Regions from separate parts of the Mus musculus genome. Here region 2 is linked to region 1. Evidence: chromatin contacts called from ENCODE Hi-C or POLR2A ChIA-PET data. All regions are on one chromosome and are shown on one strand. The core of a region is the stretch at or near the end of the contact, and the rest is flanking DNA. Distances in the headings are between cores, read along the strand shown. Region 1 holds the start of Tomm40 (translocase of outer mitochondrial membrane 40). Region 2 holds the start of Bcam (basal cell adhesion molecule).

What was found. Hi-C counts contacts between places; a loop is a spot of excess contacts on that map. ChIA-PET counts read pairs that join two places held with the same protein, here RNA polymerase II (POLR2A).
Region 2: POLR2A ChIA-PET joins it to region 1 with 12 read pairs in embryonic stem cell. The contact joins the promoter of Bcam here to the promoter of Tomm40 in region 1. A Hi-C loop is called at or near these places in 1 of 37 maps with a recorded cell type or tissue (T-helper 17 cell). POLR2A ChIA-PET finds 5 or more read pairs at or near these places in 4 of 5 experiments (Patski and embryonic stem cell).

Annotation. Positions count from the first base shown.
Region 1 is chr7:19,712,188-19,719,463 of GRCm38, forward strand. Tomm40 (translocase of outer mitochondrial membrane 40) reads right to left here and starts at 3,242. Exons shown (of 10, transcript NM_016871.2): 1 at 3,171-3,242; 2 at 2,794-3,072; 3 at 2,106-2,173; 4 at 1,482-1,574. The coding sequence starts at 3,067. It overlaps Nectin2 (nectin cell adhesion molecule 2), which reads right to left. Exons shown (of 9, transcript NM_008990.3): 7 at 7,246-7,276; 8 at 7,009-7,095; 9 at 4,457-5,600. The coding sequence ends at 5,328. Gm38955 (a long non-coding RNA gene) reads left to right here and starts at 3,277. Exons shown (of 2, transcript XR_881874.2): 1 at 3,277-3,802.
Region 2 is chr7:19,765,760-19,773,035 of GRCm38, forward strand. Bcam (basal cell adhesion molecule) reads right to left here and starts at 4,773. Exons shown (of 15, transcript NM_020486.2): 1 at 4,648-4,773; 2 at 2,693-2,814; 3 at 1,077-1,302; 4 at 930-1,000. The coding sequence starts at 4,711.

The DNA.
Region 1 (7,276 bases), core at 1,992-4,491:
AAGGGGCCAACGAGATGGCGCAGTAGGAAGGGTAAAGGCACTTGTCTCCAAGCCTGAACAGCAGTTCAAGCCCCAGTGCACACAAGGTGGAAGGAAAGTTGTCCTTTGTCCTCCACAGGCCTCCTCACCACACAAACAAATGCAATTCCAAGTGCAGCTCAGGCCTTCCCTACCTCGAAACACTAGAGCCCTAAGACACACAGACGGGCAATGCCAAGTAGGCCCCCTGCCACTCTAGTGCAGTGCCCGGGGAGGCTTTCATTCCTTGATCTGCTTGCTAGTGGAGGTGGAAGACTGTAGAGAGGGGGCTGGAGAGATGGCTCAGTGGCTAAGAGCACTGACTGCTCTTCCGAAGGTCCTGAGTTTAAATCCCAAGCAACCACATGGTGGCTCACAACCATCCGTAATGAGATCTGATGCCCCCTTCTGGTGAGTCTGAAGACAGCTACAGTGTACTTACTATAAGACTGTAGAGAGATTTAAAAACAAAAAAGTAGTAGGCATGGTGGCACACATTTTAATCCCTATACTTGGGAGACAGACGGGAGGGCAAGACCTGAGTTGGATTCCAGCCTGGTTTACACAGAGTCCAGGAAGGGCTTGAGTTGGTATAAACTAGGTAAGAGCACTCCTACATGCAAGCATGAGAACCCATGTTCAAACCCCTGCCACATGTATTGCATGGTCTAAGTATCATGCCTGTCACTCTACCCCTGTAGAGATGGTGGGTCCTGTAAGCTTGCTTGGCAGCCTGTCTAAGCCTAAACAGTGAGCTTTTGGATCAGATGTCCCACTCTGGCTTTTGCAAGACACCCGCACACATGCTACTACACAGGAATGCACACATGCTTACTCCACACAAAAAAACCTGCTAAGGACGTATCAGTCAGTGAGAATGCTTGTCTAGTATGTCCAGGTTTGAGTTCCAGCACCAGATAAAACCAAGAATGAGGACTTAGGCCTGCAATGGCAGCACTTAGGGGAGGCAAAGGCAGGAGAACTGACAGGTTAAGATCATCCTCTGCCACAGGTCAGTATCTCCAAACACAAACAAAACCCCACAGGGAGCACGAGGAGAGCTGTAGCTCAGACCTCTACCTCCCGCTCCCACCAGCTCCACACCCCTTCTCTCCATCCCGAGGAACATACCTGAAGCACCCATCTGACCCATCTCCCTCGCCAAATTTCTGTGGCTCTCTAGCACCCCCTAGAGAACACCCAAGAAAAAATCTTGACATTCCAGGTGCTCTATCTGGTTCAAGCATCCAGGTCATCACTAAGTTGTCCCCAAACCCAGCCCCTCACCCCCAGGATGAGATAAAGAACAGTATGTTAGGGATATTACTGCAGGAAGGAATCACCCATGTCCCAACACCTTGGCTGCTCACTTGCTCACCTCCTTCCCTTCATAGCCCCCTTGAGTCTGTCACCTGGCCACTGGATTTCCTTAACAGATGTTAGAATGACTGAAGAAATCTTACCTCTGTGGGACTCAGCTGCTTCGTCCCCACGTATGTGACCCCAAAGTGGTAGTTGGACTCCCCAATTGTGCCGAGGGCTACTGTGTGGGTCACCTGGGAGAAAAGAGTAGGTGGTGGGGGTCTTGGCGATAGCTGGGGGATGCAAACTAGAGATGTGGAGATGGGGAGTGAACACCGGGTGTCAGGCCACGACTAGCAGCATCAATGCCCAGGGATCCAACAAAACACCAGGCCTGACCTGACGAGATTAAAGGTTTCTAGTGAGAAAGTGGTGCTGGGGTGGGCGCCACACTCACCGTTTCCACTCCTACTTGACTTTGTAGGGTAAGAATTATGGATTCCTAAACCCTAACTCCCCCAGGCCCCAAGTAGTCACCCTGGAATTCTTGAGTCTTCCTGTTAGTTTGTCTTTTATGTTTTGATATAGGGTCTTTTGATGCATGCTGGTCTGGTCTTGGGAGTACGATCTTCCCACCTCTGCCCTGGCCAGTGGTGCCATTGGAGTGCTATCTGAATCTTGCTACCTACCAAAAACCCCAAGCCTTTAAGAGTGAGGGGATCTGTATGCATGGAGGAGTATCGCTGTTGTGACCTCTGGAGGGTCAAGGCACCAGAAAGGCTCACCTGGAAACGGTTGCTCAACCCTTTGTTGACTGTAAGTTTGACACCTTCCATCTGAACTGGAAACAGCTCTGCAGAAGAGAGATGCTGTCATACCCCAGATTCTTCTCCCATCCCAAGCTCTCTTCACAAACTCTTATCTCACTAATTCCACCACTAGAGGAACCTTGGCCCTTTGCACATTTTAAACCCAGTGCAGTCACCTCAACTTAGGAAATTCACTCTCCTGCCTAACTTCTCATGCTTACAGTTCTCACCACACAGAACTGTCCTCAGTATTTAGTAAGTTAACACACTTAACTATCGAGAGTAAGAATGTCCTCCCTCTTATGATCAAATTGTCAAAAGATCCTAGGCTAGGATCCTTGGGTCGAACCCCTCACAGGAACATTGGGGAAAACCTCTTGACACCGTGACCTTGGACTATAATTCCCTTCCTGATCACACTCCTGAATCTTGGTGGGGTTGGTCCCCTGGCTCTCAGTACCCTAAGACTTCTCCCTCCTGCTGTGGCATTCTTCCCCAACGAGTTCATCATCTGATCGCAGTTTCGAGCCCCAAGTTCAAGGTCCCACCCTTCCAATCCATCATCAGCTTCCAACGTTCTGTTTAATGATTGCAACGATGTGCGCCAATCCTCCGGGGGGTCCCTTCCCTTTCCCTGGGGCTACTCGGGCCTGGCGCCCCTCACCCTTGCACTTCCGGTGGCACTCCTCGAACGTCCCCGGGTTGGGCAGGCATCCGCAGCTCCCATCTTCCGAGGCCGCCGCAGCGCCGCTGGCCGCAGCCCCGGGAGTCCGTTCCGAACCACGGCCAGTGCTTGACCCAGTGCCCAGGCCGCCGCCGAGCGGCGGCAGAGTGAAGCCTGGCGGCGAAGGAGGCGGCGGCGGGAGCCCCACGAGGGACGGCGTAGGAGGCGGCGGTGGCCCTGCGGGCGGAGAGCTGGCAGCCAACACGTTCCCCATGGTATCTGCGAGGGGAAAGGTCAGAGGGCAGGGATCGGGGCGACACGCACACCCCCGGATGCAACCCCAGGCCCTTCCCACCCAAAGCGGACTCGGCTCTCACTGGCGGCCGCGGCGGCTCCTCTTCCCGGCCTGGGCTCCGCTCCTACCCCGTGCGCTAAGCGCAACCGAACCCGCTGCCGCCGCCGCCACCGCTGTTTTCCCGCCCCATGGATTCTATTGGTTCGGTGTCCTCCGAGATCCGCCCACCGCCCTAGAAGAAAGACATTCTATTGGAGAATTAGCAGGAAGTTCCACCCTTCTGTTGAAGCCCTACTCCTATTGGTTCCTAGTCGAAATCAGTCAGTGCAGCTTCCTCTACCTTCCTATTGGCTCGTGTATCCCAAGTTCATTGGTTCGCGACGCCGCGGGGCTGGAGCTAGTTCGCTATTTGTCGATAGCACACGCATTGACACGCCTACCTGCTCATTGCCCCGCCCTCCTTTTGGAGGCGCGGAGACCCGCCCCAGAAAATGCCTTGACTATTGGTGGACCTTGGCTCAACTCACATTCTAATTGGCTACAGTATGTCTAATGGGCCGGCCATGGTGACGTGCGTGCTAGGTCTCTCATTGGCCAATGCGCCAGGGTCAGGGGACATCAGTAGAGGTGCGTTGCGCTGCAGACGCTGCTAGGCAGCAAGGTCAGGTCTCGCGTCCCGACAGGCACCGCGGTGGAGAGGCAGGGTCCCCGACGGTAAAGCCGGAAGTGCTGCCCCTTCCCACAGTGCCTCGGGAAGGTTTCAAACCAGTTCTGGGATAACCTGCCGGCCTCTGCCTACCCACAATGCCGCTTTCTCCCTTAACGCCGCAGCTGCCTTGACCCCCCCACCCCCTTTTATTTTTTTACCCATCATGCCGTCTGCTCCTTGCGTCACTGTAGCTTCTATCTTTGGCCCATTCATTCCTTTCCCATTACCCAGCATTCATTCCCCCATTCATTGAGCTTCAATCCCTTGGCTCGGTTTAGCTCGTGTCTGCCTGTTCACGTTTCCCATCCTTCCGGCCTTTCTCTAATGAACTATCTTGGAATCTTTTACCTTCTGGCGACTACCCACTACGCCTACAGCCCTCGTTTCTTACTTTGCTTCTGGCTCATTCGTTTAGCTCCATTACCCATCACGCCTTGGGGGCTTCATTGAAAATAGTATTTGCCTCATGATCTTAGACACTTCTTGCATGCCTACCGTTTTTTCTTTTGGTTGATGCGGTTTTGCTTATGACTCATTAATTTCTGGGGCATTTTTTTTTGACTTTTTGGGGAGGGAGGGGAGTCCATTCTCTGTTGACTTACAGATCACGGATGCCTTTCAAGCTTCAGGCCTCATTGTACCCCACTCACTTCACATCTCACAGAAAACACAAGACTTTATCAAAGTAGAAACTCATATTATGTAGGAAATGCTTACAAAATAAAATTCCCAACCCAGATGCCCAGATTCTCCATCACACACACATACACACACCATCCCCTAAAGAGGGATATGTAGTTCTCATCTCACTGGGTAGGGGTTAAAAGAATTCAGTAGTCCTCAGGATAAGAGCAGAGTCTCCCAAACTTGGGGTGGCAAGGCACACTTGCATTAGGTTCTCCCCTCTAGCATTGGACCTGGAATTCATGCTCTGGAGACAGGAACCTGGGTGCTGAGGAGAGGGTGTGAGAAACCTGAGATTCCTGCCTGCAGGAGTAGGTGGAGATGGGGAGGTCCTACCTTACATTGGGGAATCCTCTCCTTTTCACCTTTGGGGAGCAGGGTGGGGAGGGATCAGGTGAGCTTCTGCTGCCTGGAGGGCTCAGGTCTGAGCAACAGGGAGCCCCTGATCCCGTTCTTGCATATCTGTTGGACTCTATTGCCTGAGGACAAGTGCAAGGTCCGATTCCTTTGGGACTTTAAGGGTTCTTGAGATACTGAGTGGCATGGTCAAAGGGTCGTAGTCTTAGGAGTCCTTGGGGGGGGGGGGGGGGTCACAGGTGGTGCAGAAGGATATGGTGAGCTCCCTGCCAAGGGAGATAAAAATCTCCAGGTTTCCAGTTGTGCAGGTTTGCCTGCCTCAGACATCATAGATTGGACGTCATGGTGGAGTCACTAAGAAGTCACAGGTGGATTGCAATGGGTGATAGTTGTCCCTGGTCTGCCTGGAAGTCAGAGTGTCCTAGATTACTGGTGGAAAGCTCATGGGTCAAGGGTGAAAGGTGAGACGTCAGAGCCCCTGTGCCTCCCTCACACATACATGGCCCGTGACACAAAAAAGTCTTTGCTCTGGTAGGAGTCAGAGGGGCTGGGGTAGGACAGGGCATCATAAATAGGGTTGATTTTATCCAGGAAGTCTTCCTCCTCATCATCTTCCTCCTCATCTTCGAGACTCAGGGAAACCCCCTCCACAACATTGGGTCCTGGAGGCACCAGAAGAGAAGGTCCCAGGCCTGTAGCCCCCAACAGCAGGGGCCCTGACCGCTCTTCCAGAGTGGGCAGCTCGTGATACCGAGGCATCTCCTAGAAGTGGGGAGGGAGCAAAAGCAAGATGTCAAAGTCACCTCAGTCTCAGGATGGCATCCTAGATCTGCCCCCTGCCAATCAGATCCAACTACACCACTGCCATCCTTTCTCCCTCGACCAAACTTCTCTGTACAGTCACTTCTAACCCAAGCCCAGCACGGACCTCCTTACCCTGTCTCAGTCTTCCTCTTTGATCTCTGAAACCCAATCCTTACCCAAGAAAATTTGACCTCTGGGTTCTCTGTCTGTCTGTCTCTCTCTCTCTCTCTCTCTCTCTCTCTCTCTCTCTCTCTCTCTCTGTCTCTCTCCTCTCTCTTTTCTTTTCTTTTCTTTTTATGTAGCTCTGGCTGTTCTGGTGGGCCAGATCTGCCCGTCTCAGTCTCCGAGTTTTCTGCCTCAACCACCTGAGTGTTAGAATCAGGTCTGGGCTGCTGTAGTTACAAAATGCTGAGCACTGAATCCAGGGCTTTGTGCATGTTGGGCAAGCAACCGGAACCAACTGCCTTATAACCCCAGCCTAACATAAATCTTTTTGTGTGTTTGGAGAAGAGGTCTTATGTAACTCAAGGTGTTCTCTGTAGCCAAGGATGACCTTGAACTCCTGACCCTCCTGCCTCCATCTCTGTGTTGGGATGAGAAGCATGCACTGTTACGATCTGACTGACTTTTTTGTTTTCTTTTACACAAGGTCTCATTAGGTAGCATAGGTTGGATCCAAACATAGCAATCCTGCCTCAGTTCCCAAATACTGAGATTACAGGTGTGTACCCCATACCAGGCTTGGCTTTGGTTTTGTTTTTCTAGATATTTGGAAATGTATGCGTGTGTGTACTAATATTTGTGCAGAAGCCAGAGGAGGGTATCTGATCCCTTAAAGCTGGAGTCACAGGCACTGGGGGGTGCCTGGTATGTGAATCAGACACAACTCTGGTCCGCATGACACAGCACGCTCTAAACTGCTGAGTCAACGATCTTGTTGCTTTTCTTGGTTATTTTGAAACAAAATCTCACTCTTGAGCTCATGCTAGCCTTGTAGCTCTGATTGGTTGAATCTCCTGTAATTCTCTTCTCTCAAGTGCTGGGATCACAAGGTAGAGTTATGGTGCACAGCTCTGACCTCAATATTTATTTTATTTAACCTTGAGTGCTAATCAGATCTCTCAGTCTGCTTCGGTCTCCTTATCTGACTCTTGACCACCAAGAAGATGGTCTCTGATGTGTCTCTGATGTGGGGGCCCCCTGGGGAATGGCTCCATGGTGGTGTCTCCGCTGTAGGCACAGCCCTGAGCAACTCATATGAGTGCTCTCTCTACCCAACTCATAAGTCACTCCACTCTACCCAACCTTGACCTTCAACCCTTAAGCCACCCCCTAAGCCCACCCTGGTTTCCCCGGAAGCTCCCACCTGATCAGCACAAGAGACACCAGCATCAAAGTATGGCGTCTTCACTGGGCTGTGCTCTGAGGCCCCCAAGGTGAAGAGTTGAGAGGGCTGTGGAAGGACACAAGAGTAAACCAGGACCCTCATGTCTGCTGCTCCCAGCCAGCCCCGTCCCAGGCCAACAGCCCCCTCCCAGCTTGACCCCAGGGAGGAAGGCAGGGTATGGAGGCAGGGGAGCTCGGGTTCTAGGGGACAGCTCACCATCTCTGGTTCCTCCAGCTTGGCCTTCGGG
Region 2 (7,276 bases), core at 3,523-6,022, 55 kb after region 1:
CTTTCCCAGACCTGCCCTTTAGATGTGTCCACTGGGCTCTTTGTCCCCAGCAGAGGAAACAGAAGCCCCTGACTTCCATTCTTTCCATTATAAAGGCCAACACTCCAGCCTGTGAGACAGCTCAGCCAATAAGTCTTTGATTGTGGGGGAGATGGAAGACCTGAGTTAGATCCCGGGAGCCTTGTAGAGGAATAGGTAGGGAAGTGGCTCTCAGAAGCGGTCCTCTGCCTTACACACTCACAATGTGGTATGTCCCCACCCCCACCCCCCAATTAAAAACCTGGACCAAGTGTGGCGGCACACAACTGTAATTCCAGGTCTCAAAAGGCTGAGATAGAAACGTCAGTTTGACACTAGCCTGGGCTACATAGTGAGTTCCAGGTCAGCCTGAGCTTCATAAGACCCTATTTCATGCAACCCCAAACCGAAGTGAGCTCCCGCATGTAATCCTAGCACATGAATCAGTCACAGAGGCAGGTGGGTCAGGAGTTCAAAGTCATCCTTAGCTATAAACATCCATAACACGTTTGAGGTCATTCTGGGCTGGCTATGAGACACTGTTGCAAACAAAACCAAACCAAGGAGACAGATAGGCAGAGATGGCACACACCCGGGATCTCAGTACTTGCAAGGTTACATGGAAAGTTTCAGGATAGCCTGTGCTACATGGGGTCACCCCCGCCCCCCCCAAAAAAACCACAAACAAAACAAAAACAAGTAAAAACTCCAATAAGGAGGCTGAGGTTTATAGTTCATTGGTATGCCTGGCATGCTCAAAGCCCTGAGTTCACTCTCCAATACCACACACACACACACACACATATGCACGCACGCACACACACACACACACACAGACACGCATACGCGCGTGCACACGCGCCCTGGTCTTGGATTCTTCACCTAATGATTGCAACTCCAGTCCATATTACCTCCTGGGCAAACTGGTCCATCACAGACAGCGTCCCTTTGTTGGGAGACACCTCCGTATCCTCTGGTGTTGCTGTTGGAAAGATGTTCACGTCAGGAACCCCTCCTCTGGTCCCCTGGCTCCTCAGGATGGTTTTGGGGACACTTACCAAACACACGGACACTTGAGGTGGCCTCTGAGGTACCCGCTGCCCCAGCCTTCACTACGCACACGTAGTCCCGTCCATCGCCCACCTGGACCTTTGCTATCACCAGGCGCCCACGAGAGTCTACCTCGTATGGGGGTACGCGGCCCAGAGAGTGGACTGTGCCCAGGAACTCTGAGCCCTGTGGTTCCACAGAAGCCAGACGGTGTCGAGCCCCAGTACCATCAACCTGTAGGTGTGTTGGGAACAGTCTTAGCTTGGGCAGTGAGACCTCCTTTAATTTTTTCTCCAAGATTTTTTTTTCCTCTGGGTCTAGGGAAGGAATCTAGTGGCTACACGCTAAGCAATCACTCTACCACTGAGCCACGCCCCCAGCCCCTCACTGGGGGATTCTAGGCAGGGGCTCTACCACTGAACCACGCCCCCAGCCCCTCACTGGGGGATTCTAGGCTAGCATTCTACTAGCTACCAGTGAATTACACTCTCATCTCTCTTTCTATTTTTACTTAACTTTTTTGAGACAGGGTTTCTTTGTGTATCCTTGTTTTTTCCGGAACTTGTAGACTAGGTTTGACTCAAACTCAGAGATATAATTGCCTCTGCCTCTTGAGAGCTAGAATTAAAGGTGTATGACACTATGCATGGTCATCGTTCTCTCTCTCTCCCTCTCTCTCCCTCTCTCTCTCTCTCTCTTAAGATTTTTATTTTATGTATGTGAGTACACTGTCGCTCTCTTCCGACACAACAGAAGAGAGCACCGGGTTTCATTACAGATGGTTGTGAGCCACAATGTGGTTGCTGGGAATTGAACTCAGGACCTTTGGAAGAGCAGTCAGTGCTCTTAACCACTGAGTCATCTCTCCAGCATCATCCTTCTTTAAAACTGTTTTTTTTTAAATATATTGATTTTTTGTGGTTTTTATATGTATACATTTGTTTCTGTGTGTACATACACATGAGTGTGGATATCCCTAGGGGCTGGAAGAGGGCATCAAATCCCCTAGAGCTAGAGTTACAAGCAACAGTGAGCCTAGGAGTGTTGAGGATTGAGCTCAGGTCCTCAGGAAAAGAACCAAGTGCTATAGTCGGGCGTGGTGGCACACACTTTTAATCCCAGCACTTGGGATGCAGGCGGATTTCTGAGTTTGAGGCCAGTCTGGTTGACAGAGTGAGTTCCAGGACAGCCAGGGCTACACAGAGAAATCCTGTCTCAAAAAAACAAACAAACAAACAAACAAACAAGAACCAAGTGCTATTATGTTGACTCCTAGCTCCTTCCTCTGTGTCCCTCATTGTCCCATGTCTCCTGTGTCTCACTCTCCTTGCCCCATCATCTCTCACTTCCTCTCCTTCCCTCTCGTCTCTGGAGGCCCTCACTCCAGCACTGTTCCACAGGGGAACCGCTTCCCCACGCCCGTCCTGCACAGACATGAGGCCAAAGCCTTCCTCCTCACCAACCTCCTCATCTGTGAAGTGGAAAGGCAGCTTCTGATAGCTCTGTGTAAGGGTCTTCTGAGCAGACGACCAGTGTAGGCAGAGCTAATGGCTGCCAAGGTGACCAGGCCACCGGGTCCTCCCTCCTCCCTCCTCCTCCCTAGCTCCCAGCGCAGAGCACTCACGAGGAACCATTCCAGCACGTAATGCTCAGGGTGCTCCCGTGGAGTGCAGTCCAGGGCGACTTGCTCGCCTCGCATCACCTCCACCCGTGGGGGCACGGACACGTGCAGCTCAGCCTGGGCACCTGCAGAGCAGTGCAGCATCGAATTCCACCCAATGCTATCAACAAGGAGAGCCCTCCAGGCCCCCGCCTCCTCCCTCGGACACAGATCCTCTCTCTCTCCTTGGTCATCTCTGAGCCTGGGTCCTGTCAGTATTTCTCTAACTCTTCTTTTTAGAAATAGGGTTTTACCGTGTAGCCTTTACTGCCTGGAATCCTGCTAGCTATGTGAACCAGGTTAGCCTTGAACTCACAGAGATCTACAGCTGCTTCTGCCTCCTTCCTGATTAAAGTCCCATGCCACTGGCTCGGCCTCTCAGACTTGTAAGGCTTAAAGTAAAGCCTTCTCCAGCACTTGAAGCTAAAGTCTGGCTTCTTCACCAGTTATAGCAAATGTCCCCTCAAGGAAAGGCCAGGCCTGGCTCTCCTCTTGGCCTCCAGCAAACAGGACAAGACTTAGCCTGGGGCTAAATAACAGGTCTTTCTCCATCTTAGTCCCATCCTATCTCATGGCTCCATCCTATCTTCTCCAGTAGCTCCCGGGGGCCCTCTGCTCTCTCATGTGTGGGGGGCCAGGGTGTGGGCTGCAGCTGGGCCAGAAGCTGGATGGGTGTGTGGGAGTGGCAAGGGGGGACAGGGCTGGGCAGGTTTCAGGAATGTGGGAGGGTCAGGCTGGCTGAGACCTGCCCAGCTTGGCGCCAGAGCCCCCTACCCGCCCCTTGACAACACCCCCCCCCCATCTCTTTACCAGAGAAGCTTGAAAAGGGTGAGGTGAGTCACCTGGGCAGAGGTGAGGCTGGGTCCTGAGGGAGAAAGGACTGGAAGTTTAGACAACTAGCTGCCCGAGGTATAGCAGGCTGCATGTGGGAAACACGGATCTCTGAGTCCTAGGGACCTGAGAACTTGGGTCTTGGATTCCTGTCAGGGTCTGGCAGGTAGCACGGTTCTTGCTGAGAATCTACCCTCTGGGCTGGCATCATTCCTTTCCCGCCTAACCTGGCACAGACTACTCCTGGGTTCCCACTCTATATCACGTTTGTGCCAGGAGCCTTGGTTCTCAGGCACCCACCTCTGGGCCCAGCCTGTCCCAGGGGAGCTGGTTGGGGGCCAAGCTGGTGCTCTGGACTGGTTGTGAGCAGCCAAGCAGCCAGATATCCTGTCTTCCCTGATCTCTCTTCACCCTGTCCCCAGTGTCCCCCCGCCCCTGTTTCTCCTCCCCACTTCACCACATGCAGGTGTGTGGATTTATCGGGGCCCTCAGGAAAGGGGCCCTGTCAGTCGGAAAACACTGTTCCACCTTCTCTGTCAGGCTCGGTTCTTCCGGCCCTTTCAGAGAGAGGCGGGTCCTTTAGAGGCAGCCTAAACTCTGAATTTTGGGGAAACCCTAACATTCTAGAAAGTGCTTTAACCGCAGGGTCCCCCGTTTCTCTGAGGAAACTCTGAGCTTAATCACTTAGAGAACAGCTCCGGGATGCTAATCTTCAGTATCTTAGCAGAACCTATTTTGACTATGGGGGAGGGGAGGGGCTGGACTCCAGTCTAAGGGACTAGGGGCTACAGATCCCAGATTCCAGGTACTCAAGGTTATTAGGGGTCGCAGGGCTTAGACTCCAGGATTCCCAAAGAGCTGGGGAGGGACAGCTGTCTCAGATGTGTTTGCTCCAGAGCTAGGGTATCCTTAGCTCTCAGATCGGGTGCACCCCAAGGCCTCCCGCCTTCCTCCCTACTGGGGAATCCCTAGATTGTGATCCCTGGGGAAATGGAAGCTTGTTCCCCTTGTCTTCTCGGGGACTCCAGGGGCCTGCCCCACAAGCCCCAACCTCAAGTTTCAGCTCTGCCCTCAGCCCCAAGTCATACCTGAGTAGCCCGACAGCAGGAAGGTGAGCCACAGCAGCCCTGCGCGGGCGTCAGGGGGTTCCATGTTCCCTGCAGTGGCGGCAGTGACTGAGCCCGGGCGAGGCTCTCCGCCGCCCTGAAGCTGGCAGCGGAGGCCAGGCCCCTGACCACGCCCCTGACCACGCCCACCCCATCCCCAAGCTGGGCGCAGGGCCAAGACCTCCCACTGCCCTGAGAGGACCTCCCACCCTCGCGCGCGCGGGGACCCGCTAGCACCGCCGCGCGCTGCTCCATCCAACCCACGCCTGCGGCTCTCCTCCTCAGCCGTGGGGACCGACCCTCCAGTCAAGCCTCGAGCTGGAATCTAAGGGAAAGCGCGCAGATACTCGTTCCCTTCCTTCCTGGCCACCTGCGGGGTCTTGACACGCATGCCCAAGGTGGCATGTGGCCCTCGACTGCAGGTGAATCTTTTTCCTAGTTTATTTTCTTTTTGGAGTCGGTGGCCCACTGTAGCTCAGGCTGGCCTTCTGCCTCAGTTTCCCAAGTACTGGGATTACAAGGGTGAGCCATCGCCCTGGTTTGTGAACTGTCGGTTTTGACCAGCGGTCCCTGATGTGATTAGTTGCCTGTGCTGGTCTCTCTTTGTAGTCTCTCCTGCATGACCGGCTCTTCCCTGAGTGCCCTAGGATGCCCTCCCCTTAGAGGCAGCCACCTTGCTGGGAAGCGCCCCTCCTCTGACTGAGCAGTGGCCTGGAACTGGTCAGGTCAATCTTTTCTCTAATGGGTTTTCAATTCCCAGTCCTGGTCGGCCTCTTTGGTGATGAGGTGGGGATGGGGTGCCCCTCCCTCTGCTCTGCTCTGCTCTCCTTGACTCCTTCACTTCCCCCCATCCAGGGAATCCAAGGAATGTCACCCCCCTTCCGCCTTCCTTCTCTGCCCGCCATTCCTTCCCCACCTTGGGGGGAGGGGAGGAGAAGTGGGCTGGCGCGTCGGCAGGTGAGTGGCTGAGGGAAAGAGCAGGCTGCTAGGACCGCGGGATGGAAGAGAGGGTCACAGGTCAAAGTAAGGGGTCACAGATCAGTCTACTCCAGGATCCTCACACGCCGAGGCAGTGTGGAACAAAATCCCAAGAATGCTGGATGGGGGCTGGAGAAGGAGGGTTCTGCCTCTGTTCAGAGGGTAGAAACTAGCCTGGGATACTGCTATGGATGGGGGGTGGTATAATTGTGGGTCATGCTGAGAGAGGGTCCTCCCCCTCCAGTCTCTGGCCAGTCTGAGGGTGACCAGCGTTGAGCTGCCCTGTGAGCCAAGGTTTTACCCATCAGTCCTAGTGGAAAGGCTTATGTTGTAGGTTTTGGCAGGGCTCTCAAAGCTGTTTTAGCATTCCCTGTCACAGGAAGCAATTGTGAAACCAGGAAAAGTGACCTTTGCGTGGGGCTCCTTCATCCCCTCTCCAGGAAGTCTTTCTTCAACCTTCTCCTGTCACATAAGTCCCTGCAAATCTCTGGACCCCCTTGTCAGCTCTACACGCCCAGAGATACATCTATCTCCTCTGTGTGACTCCCAGCCACCGTAAAAGTCCAGGCTGTCCCACATCTCAATCCCACCCCACAGCAGGCAAGAAAGGGTTGCCAGATGTATACTCAAAGGCTCAGAGGCTCACACGAAAATGCCACCCATAGCTACCCAGGTACAGTGGTCCACTCCAGAGTAGACAAATGTATCCCAGGGTGAGCAAACTGACACGGGGGTCCAGAGATTTGCAGGGAGGTGTTCAACAGACAGAAGAGGGTTGAAGGAGGACTTCATGAAGAGGAGATGAAGGGGCACCTGACACTCAAGAGGAGTTTGGGAGATCAGAACCCAGCCTCTCTCTAAGCAGCCATCACAGTACATACTGGCTATCCCAGCTCTGGCGAGGTGGAGGCAGGAGGATCATTAGTTCAATCAATCATCTTTGGCTGTTGTTGAGTTTTAGGACACCTGGGTGTGGTCGTGGGCTCCTTTAATCCTATCTCTCAGGAGGCAGAGGCAGGTGGATCTCAGTGCTTAAGACCAGCCTGGTCTACAGAGCAAGTTCCAGGACAGCCAAGTCTACACAGTGAGGTACTACCTCTAAAAAATCAAAACAAATGAACCAAAAACTCAACCAAATAGAAAGAGTTAGAGAATAACCTGTGCTCCATGAGGTCCTCTCTCAAAAACAAAAACAAAACAAAACAAAACAAAAATGGCTGGAGAGACGGCTCAGCTGTTCAGAGCACTTAAGGCTCTTGCAGAGTACCCAAGTTCAGATCCCAGTACCCATGTCCCATCGGGTGACTCATAACAGCCTATAACTCCATTTCCAGGGGATTTGATTCCTTCTCAAAATTGATGGCTTCTGTGAGCACCAGGCAAACACATGGTGAATGCACATACGTATAAGCAAAGACTCGTGCATATAAAACAAATAGACCTTTAAAAAATAAATAAGTATTAAAAACAAAATAAAAGCAAAACTTTTAAAACAACCCAAACCAGAGTAGCCATCACCGGGTGCCATCTCCACTCCCCAGAGGGCTTTCTTACACAGTGCCCAAGTGTTCTCTGGGACTCTCCTGCTCTTCTGTCTCTGGCCTGTGCATCTGATTACTGGGTCTGGAGACTG